2 separate regions of the Homo sapiens genome follow, and region 2 is linked to region 1. The links are chromatin loops, found by intact Hi-C in ENCODE. Cell type or tissue: PC-3. All regions are shown on one strand.

Region 1 (4,000 bases):
CACTTCCAATAACTCACAGAAGCTCTCAAAGGTGACATGCTGATCTCTAGCTTTCTCCGTCTCTCCAGTCCCTTTTACTTATTGTTTGATTTGTTCAGAATCTGGGCCAGAAAGACAAGCATTATTTAGAGCCTTCTAAAGAGGTCCAAGGGCCAACACATGGCATCCCCTGCCTTGCAGGTGCTCACAGCAAAGCCTAGTGGATGACAGCAGGGGCCATGAGGCTACAAGTCAAAGGCTTTTATGTGCATCCTCTTGGCAACTCTGTCAGGACCCTTGCCCATACTAATAGCTTGCCTTGCCCACCAAATAACAATTCAGTCTTTTTAAAAAGCTGATTTTATAACAAAGGATTAGATTCGACATAATGAGTCACTCTATTACAGAGAAATGGTATTCACAGCTGACTTGATCTAAATCAAAGGATGCAATTCACCAACAACCAGGAGGGTGTCAGGACCCTGAGTCTGGGCACCGCAGGGGCATTCCGCTACGAATGACTAGCTGGTGCCCAGTTATGTCGGTTCATCCATCAAAGCGACCTTCTTTTTTTGACAGTATAGAATTTGACAAGTCCCAAACTTCAATTTATTTTAATTAATAGAAATGAAATACGGGGTAATTTCCATTTAGCTTCTCACAGGCAAGATAAAAAGCAGACACACACACAAATCCTAAAATAAAATATTTGGGCCTTTTTTAGAATCATATCTCTGCCGAAGAATAAAGTATGAGGCAATGATGTATTTGTGCCATAGTGAAACACTCTCTAAAATACATGTGGACAGGACTCCCATGCCCACTTCAAAAGGGAGTTCAGAGCCTTGCAGATGTGAGTTCCACCCCTGACCTAGTTCAACCTCCTATGGCAGAGATGAGAAAACTAAGCCCTAAAGCAGGGGAGGCACACCCCTGGGCCTGCCAAACAGGGGAGGTCATGTTTCCAAATGAGTGAGGCTGCCTGGTGTGACAGGCACTAGGAACTACTGGGGAATGGGGCAAAGTGCAAAGAGCACGCCCTGCCTGTAGGGGCAGCCTCCACCCCGTCCACCAAAGGGCTCTGCAGGAATACGGACTCAACACAGCTCAGTCTTCCCATCCTTTAGCTGGAAATCTGGGTTTTCTTAAATAAAAGTTTATATTTTAAATACTGTCAACAAATGTGCTTTTTTTTTTTTTTTTTTTTTTTTTGAGACAGAGTCTCACTCTTTCGCCCAGGCTGGAGTGAAGTGCTGCTATCTTGGTTCACTGCAAACTCCGCCCTCTGGGTTCAAGTGATTCTCCTGGCTCAGCCTCCCAAGCGGCTGGGATTACAGGTGTCCACCACCATGCCCAGCTAATTTTTGTATTTTTAGTAGAGGCGGGATTTCACCATGTTGGCCAGGCTGGTCTCAAACACCTGACCTCAGGTGATCCACCTGTCTCGGCATCCCAAAGTGTTGGGATTACCACACCTGGCCACAAATGTGCATTATAAAGGAATGTGAAAGTAATGATTACTCACCCCCAACCCACTATTGAACTTCTCAATGAAAAAGACTTCAGGGAGATAAGGCACATGCATCCTATGGCTTCCAACACCTAGAAAAGCAAGTGTCCCCTGGAGGGAGTGTCCCATGGAGGGAGTAGGGGGCATAAACCTTAAGGGAGGATACAGAAGTTCCAGTGTGAGAAGCACAGGCCTGCATCAGGCTGGCTGCAGCAGCTGCTGTGCATGTTGACTCTACAGCATCACAAAGTGAAATCACGCTCGAAAGTGACGACTGTGCTGTCATACTCCCCATACTCAGAAAGACAGGCAAATTGTGAAAATGTTTTATAAAAACAAATCCATCAGAAACGGTGAAAATGTCAGAATTCTTGTGCTGAGGACAAAGACTCACACAGGGGTTAGAAAGCCTCAGGCAGCCCAGGGCAAGACATCTGCTGGGCCTCCTCTTTCAGTGGCAGAAAAGCAGCGGGGAGAGCCTGGGTATAGAAGACGAACCCCAGAGGAAGGACCCAGCTCTGAACTGGATGCAGGAAGCTGGATTGCCAGTCACTTCCCCTCCGGGCTTCGGTTTGCCCACCTTCAAGTAGAAAGAGTTCACATTCTGTGTTCTACACCACAGGCATCTTTAAAAATTACATTCAGTTATGAATCATAATAAACCCTTGTCCAAGGTTGACTCAGCGCCGAGCAATGGCTGAAGTACTATACGAGAATTAACTTACTTATACTCACAACAGCCCTCTAAGACCTCAGGCATCATGATTATCCCTGTCTTAAGGATGGGGAAAGGAGACCCAGGGTGACTGGGTAACGTGCCTACTGGAGGAAAAGAGGGAGGAAATAAACCCCAGCAACCTGCCTTCTGTGCCTATATCCCCCAATACTCTCCCCAAGGTTTCTCAATGGAGAAATGCTTTGAGAACTATAAGGCATTATATACGCATTTAAATATTATAGTATGAACAAATTTCAGCTCTACATTAATTACAGTCAGCTCTCTGTATCTGTGGGTTCTGCATCCATAAATATAACCACCTGCAGGTCAAAAATTTCTGTGTGTATTGAACACATACAGACTATTTTTTTCTTGTTGTTATTCCCTAAACAACATTCCCTAAACTATTTTTTATGCATTTATACAAACTATTTATAACTACATAACATTTACATTGTATTAGGTATTACAAGTAACAGAGGTGATTTAAAGTATACAGGAGCATTTGTGTAGGTTATGTGCAAATACGACACCATTTTATAACAGAGACTTGAGAATTTGTGGATTTTGGTATCCATGGGGGTGGGATGGTGGGGAGGGTCCTGGAACCAATGCTTCCTGGGTATCAAGGGAGGGATGACTGTACTGTACTAAACTTTACTCAGGAAAGCTGATACTGCTCCTTTTGCTTTTCTTTTTTAAAACTAATTCTTGGTGGAATAATACATCCAAAATATTTTTATGTATTTTATTTAAAGATGACTATAACACATGATGGATAATTATAAAGCAGTCTGTGGTTTTGTGAGATGGAATCACTTGCATGGACTGGAAGGAAACTAGTTCTATTAAATGCTGCAGCTCAGATACTATTTCTGGAAACAGATTGGTTCAAATAAGGCGGCTGCTTGTCTTTGAACAGAGTGACCTAGGACATCCGGAGTGATGGTGCCTGCCCAATACACGCTGGCTTGCAAGGTGGTGTGGGTGGGAGAGACAGGCTGCAGAAAAGCCCTGGAGAGAGCAGGGTCAGGAAGCCCTGAGGAGGAGAGGGACTGCGTGACAGATGGGAGTAGGGCACCGACCCAGCATCCTATCCTCATGCTCTCCGCATAAAAAAGCATTGCCCCAGGCAGTCTTTTGATAGCAAAGCCACTAGAAACATTCTAGGTGCCCCACAGGACGGGTTCACATGGGGCGCACAGCAGGGGGACGTAACCTCCACTGCAGGAGGGGGCAGTGTGCGCAGTGGTTGGGGGCATGCTGCTGGACATGAGGCTGACTGTCCTCGGGCAGGTGAACCTTCCCCAGCTCAGTTTCCTCACCTGTCAAAGTGAGATCCTCTCAGTCCCTACCTCACTGAGTTGTTGTGAACGCTAAAGAGAGTCAATGGGATGTGCTTGGAACAATGCCAGACACACCATGCATGCTAAGGAAGGATGAGCTGTTATTGTTACACATCGTATTTTTTAAGAGTATTTAATAAAATCAGCAAATGTGTATACTGTGATGTAAAGTGAAAATAAGACATATATACAACTATACAAACTGCATAATCCTTACTTTATAAAAATAAATGGATAAAGCAAAAGGCTAAAATGTATGCTGGCAACTGAGGGCAGGTGTGAAGGCTGCCTGAGCCATCCCTGTATCTCCAGGGTTAGGTATACAATAGAAACTCAACAATGGGCAGAATGAATGATCCTCTGCCACTGAGTTGTGGGATGGGCTTCTCTCTTTTTTTTTTTTTTCAGGGCTTTTTCTTTTTCAGCTTTGGTTCTGAAATCAGACAG
Region 2 (4,000 bases), 110 kb after region 1:
GGGAGGAGGAGGGGGTCCAGGGTCAGTGCTGCTGAAATAAGCGCCCCAGAGCAAGATGCTCATGGGAGGGAGGGAGCCAATGCTCCTGTCCTCTGAATAGGTCCAATATTGAGAGGAGAGGCTTGGAGATGGAGGGTCTCCATGAGAGCCCAGGTTAGAGGACTTTGAGGGCCAGAATGTTCTTAGAACTGTGGGCCAGGATGCTAAGGAAGAGGGCCAGCCTGGATTCCGGTGGTCCACAGAACCCCCAACGCTGTGTGCAGTATCTTGTCCATGTCTGCCTTTCTCAGGGACAGGGTTCAGAATTTTCATAAGATTCTCCAAAGTATTGGTGACCTCCAAAAATGGTGACCTCTGGCCTAGAAATGGTGTGTAAAATGGGAAGAGAAAAGAGCTTTGGTGCCAAATCCTGGATCCTGCCCATATTTAAGGAGGAGCGGATGAGAAGAATTGGGACAAGAAAGCAGAGGAGGAATTGGATGGGCTTTGCAGAAGCAGGAGAAAATCATGTCATGGACGCCAAGAGAATCAGGAGTTTGTAAGCAGAGCGGGCTGTGTAGAGTTGGCAGGTGACAGTCTGCAGTCACGTGGCAGGTGGAAGGCAGGTCATCTGATGGCTCCAAGGGGAAGAGCAGGGTGAGAGCCTGAGGGTGTCAGGCAGGTTTGAGGTCCCTCCTGGCAGGGATGAGAGGAGGAGCAGCATGTATGGGGTTTACTGGGAGGCAATGGGGCCCTGAGATGGGGAGCCGCATTGATGAGGGGTGTTCATCTGGGTGCAGGCTTCCTCCTGGCAGAGCCAGACCGACACCGCAGTTGAGGCTGACAGAGTTTCATGATCTTGAGTCACAGCAACAAAATCATGGGTTTCTGGTGACACTAACCCCTGCCCCCTCCCATGCCCAGTCCAGCCAGAAGTGTCCATTTCAGCCTCTCAGAGGCTGAGCCAAGATGGAGGCAACCTCAGCCGTGGAGTTAAATGGACCTGAACCAAATCCGGGCTTTCACTGGGTCCATGACCTCTGACAAGTGACCTAACTCCCCCGAGCCTGTTCCTACACCTCTAGATACATACTTTATCATGATATCAAATGTGTGAAGCACAGAGCCTGGCGAACAGCCTGTGGGCCATGAGGGAAAGTTGCTCCGATTCCTAGTGTCATTGTCCTTAGAGCTCTGACTGGCTGTGATGACTCAATTAAACCTCCTGCATTCTAAGCCACTTGGGAATTCCCAGCTCTGCTCCTGATAAAATGAGGGGGAGGGAAGATTTTAAAGCAAAATGTTTTCATGGTCAGCATCCTCTCTGCCATATTAAGCTTTTGTACTTTTAGGACAATAACTAATATTTAAACATCTGTTTATGCTTTTACTTCCAGGAAGTATTTAATCCCATTTAAAATTGCCAAAGCTTCCATGAGCACATTGTCACATTTCATCGGCCCCTAGGTAGCTGTAATGACCTGTGCAAGAGTCTGTAGGCTGGACAAGCTACTGCTTTCTTTCCTTAGCAGCAGTGCTCTCGTGTCTGCTGAAACACCATTGCAAAACTGACTGACACTGGAACCAGACAATGGAACCAGAAAGAACTTCACTGTAGAACGTGATTGTTGCCAAGATAAACTCACTGAAACTGTAGAATTGTTTAGAATCTTTGTTTGTGATAGGGAGTGAATTGTAATTCCCGAGCACGCACCGTTTGGCTTTCTTAAGTAAGTTTTTCACCTCACTTCTTGCTGCTTGTGCTCATTTCACAGATGGAAGCTTTCTGGAAACAGATGGCAAATATCCAGCACTTTCTTGTGGACCAGTTTAAGTGTTCCAGCTCCAAAGCCCGACAGCTGATGATGACTCTGACGGAAAGAATGATTGCAGCCGAAGGGCTATTGTGCGATTCTCAGGAGCTGCAGGCTCTGGTAATGCTGGAGGGGGCGGGAGGGAACATAAAGATATTCAGACTAGAGATATGGAATCCTGAGGCTTGACATCCTTAAATCTAACAGATTCATGTTGTAGCTGGTTATATAGAGCCTCAGGGAAAAAAAAACCAACAACAACAGTAAATTCATTCATCCATTTATTTATTTATCCATCCATCCACCCATCCATCCACCCATTGACCCTTCCATCCATCCATCCATCTACCCATCCATCCATCTGCCCTCCCACCCATTTATCCATCCATCCATCCACCCATCCATCCATCCATCCACCCATCCATCCACCCACCCATCCATCCATCTGCCCTCCCACCCATTTATCCATCCATCCATCCCTCCATCCATCCATCCACCCACCCATCCATCCACCCGTCCACCCATCCACCCACCCACCCATCCACCCATCAATCCACCCATCCATCCATTTACTCATCCATCCATCCATCCACCCATCCATCCATCCATCCATCCATCCGTCTATCCAATGAGTGAAGGCTCTGGCCAGCTCAGTATTACTGGAGCATAGAACACTGGTCCTAAACCTGAAATTACACATTGAAATTATCTGGGAGCTTTAAAAAGTACTGATTCTTGGGCCCCAGATGGGTCTCCATCCCAGAGTTTCTGACTTAATCAGATTGGGGTGCAACCTGGCTGGGCATTGGGGTTTTTAGAGCTCCCCAATGACGATGGTGGGAGCTGGGGTTGACGCCCACTGGTGTAGACAGAGCATTGATTGACTTTCCTGATTGCCCTGTTTTGCCTGCAGAGTTCTTTAACAATGCCTTTTCCTGGCCTTCACTCTGAGGTTCTAATATGATTGGTCTGGAGTGGAGGCCCTGGCATTGTGGGTTTTAAAACTCCCTGAACTATTCTGACGGGAGGCCAGGGATACAAACCCCTGGTGCATGGGTGTCCAACCTTTTGGCTTCCCTGGGCCACATTGGAAGAAGAAGAATTGTCTTAGGCCACACATAAAATACATTAACACTAACGATAGCTGATGAGCGGAAAAAAAAAAAAAAAAAAAGGTCCCTCCTTATTTTTGTGAAGCCTGCCAACCACAGATAAGCAAAAAAGTCCTCACATTCAAAGGGTTGGACACCCGTGGGAGAGAAATCTGCGAATCCAGCTTTGACTCTGGGCTCTGTTGTTTGGAGCTGTGTGATCTTGAACACATTACTTAACCTCTCTGCGCGTCTGTTCCTCTATTTATAAAATAATAGTGCTAAGAGTTGCCACAGACAGGGCCTGGCTAGATGCTGAGTGACTCCTAACACCCCAGTCACCATTGGGTTCCTCTTGGTACACATTGGGCTCATCCTGTGTGCGCCAGTGTGTACTAGGGCCAGGGAACGAGCCCTCTGATGCTGCCCTGCACCCATTTCCCCGTCCTGTGCACCAGCCCGTGTGGCAGCTCGGCTCAGAACCCTGCAGTGGCCACCCTGCCCTCAGCACAGACTCAGCTCCTCAGACCCGTGGGAAAGCCAAGCCTCAACGGATCTTTGCCTCCCCTTGCACACCACATGCCTCTCCCAATCCGCTCTGCTCCTCCAGGTGTGATCCACAGACCACAGCATCGGCAACACTGGGAGCTGGTTAGAGTGCAGAATCCTGTCCTCCACCCTTCCCAAGCAGGATCTGCACTTTAACAAGACCCCCACATCCACACAGTTGTTTGAGAACTTCATGTGCTTTTTCTCGGTATATACACACATGGCCTTTTTTTTCTGTCAACACTGCCGAAAGATAGGTATGGAAGATATTTTATTCACAGCACGCAGATAAGGAGCCCACTCAGTGATCCACCTAAGATCCCCGTCCTCTCTAATGACATCGCTGAGCCTGGGCCTGAAGCTTCCTGGTTTGCTGCCCAAGCCCCTTTGAATTGGATTTCAGTTTGATAAGGCTGCTGACTCATTAATGCTCTGCAAAGGTGAAAGACTTTTCTTCCTATATTTTTTTCTTTTGCTATCAGCAGGATATTGATGCAGAAAAAAGAAAATACATCCTTAGCTGACTCTGGCCAGAGTATCAGCCAATAACTTCCAAATAGGAAGAAG

The links. Hi-C counts contacts between places; a loop is a spot of excess contacts. Peaks named below come from ENCODE experiments on the same cell type or tissue, not always from the same donor. Only the 100,000 strongest peaks of a DNase experiment are listed, where the experiment ranks them.
Region 2: it touches region 1 in a loop (5-fold over the local background); 1 of 110 quality-filtered maps calls a loop at or near these places.

What each region holds. Positions count from the first base shown.
Region 1 is chr4:5,633,864-5,637,863 of GRCh38, forward strand. The region is part of intron 10 of EVC2 (EvC ciliary complex subunit 2); the gene reads right to left. Among named protein-coding and RNA genes, the nearest start is that of EVC2, 73 kb to the right of the region's middle. In PC-3, no CTCF peak of the experiment used is centred here; DNase peaks (open chromatin) are centred at 1,568 and 2,138; H3K4me3 peaks cover 482 bases; H3K27ac peaks cover 1,656 bases.
Region 2 is chr4:5,746,394-5,750,393 of GRCh38, forward strand. It overlaps EVC (EvC ciliary complex subunit 1), which reads left to right. Exons shown (of 21, transcript NM_153717.3): 8 at 1,755-1,913. Among named protein-coding and RNA genes, the nearest start is that of EVC, 37 kb to the left of the region's middle. In PC-3, no CTCF peak of the experiment used is centred here; DNase peaks (open chromatin) are centred at 1,188 and 1,828; H3K27ac peaks cover 2,226 bases.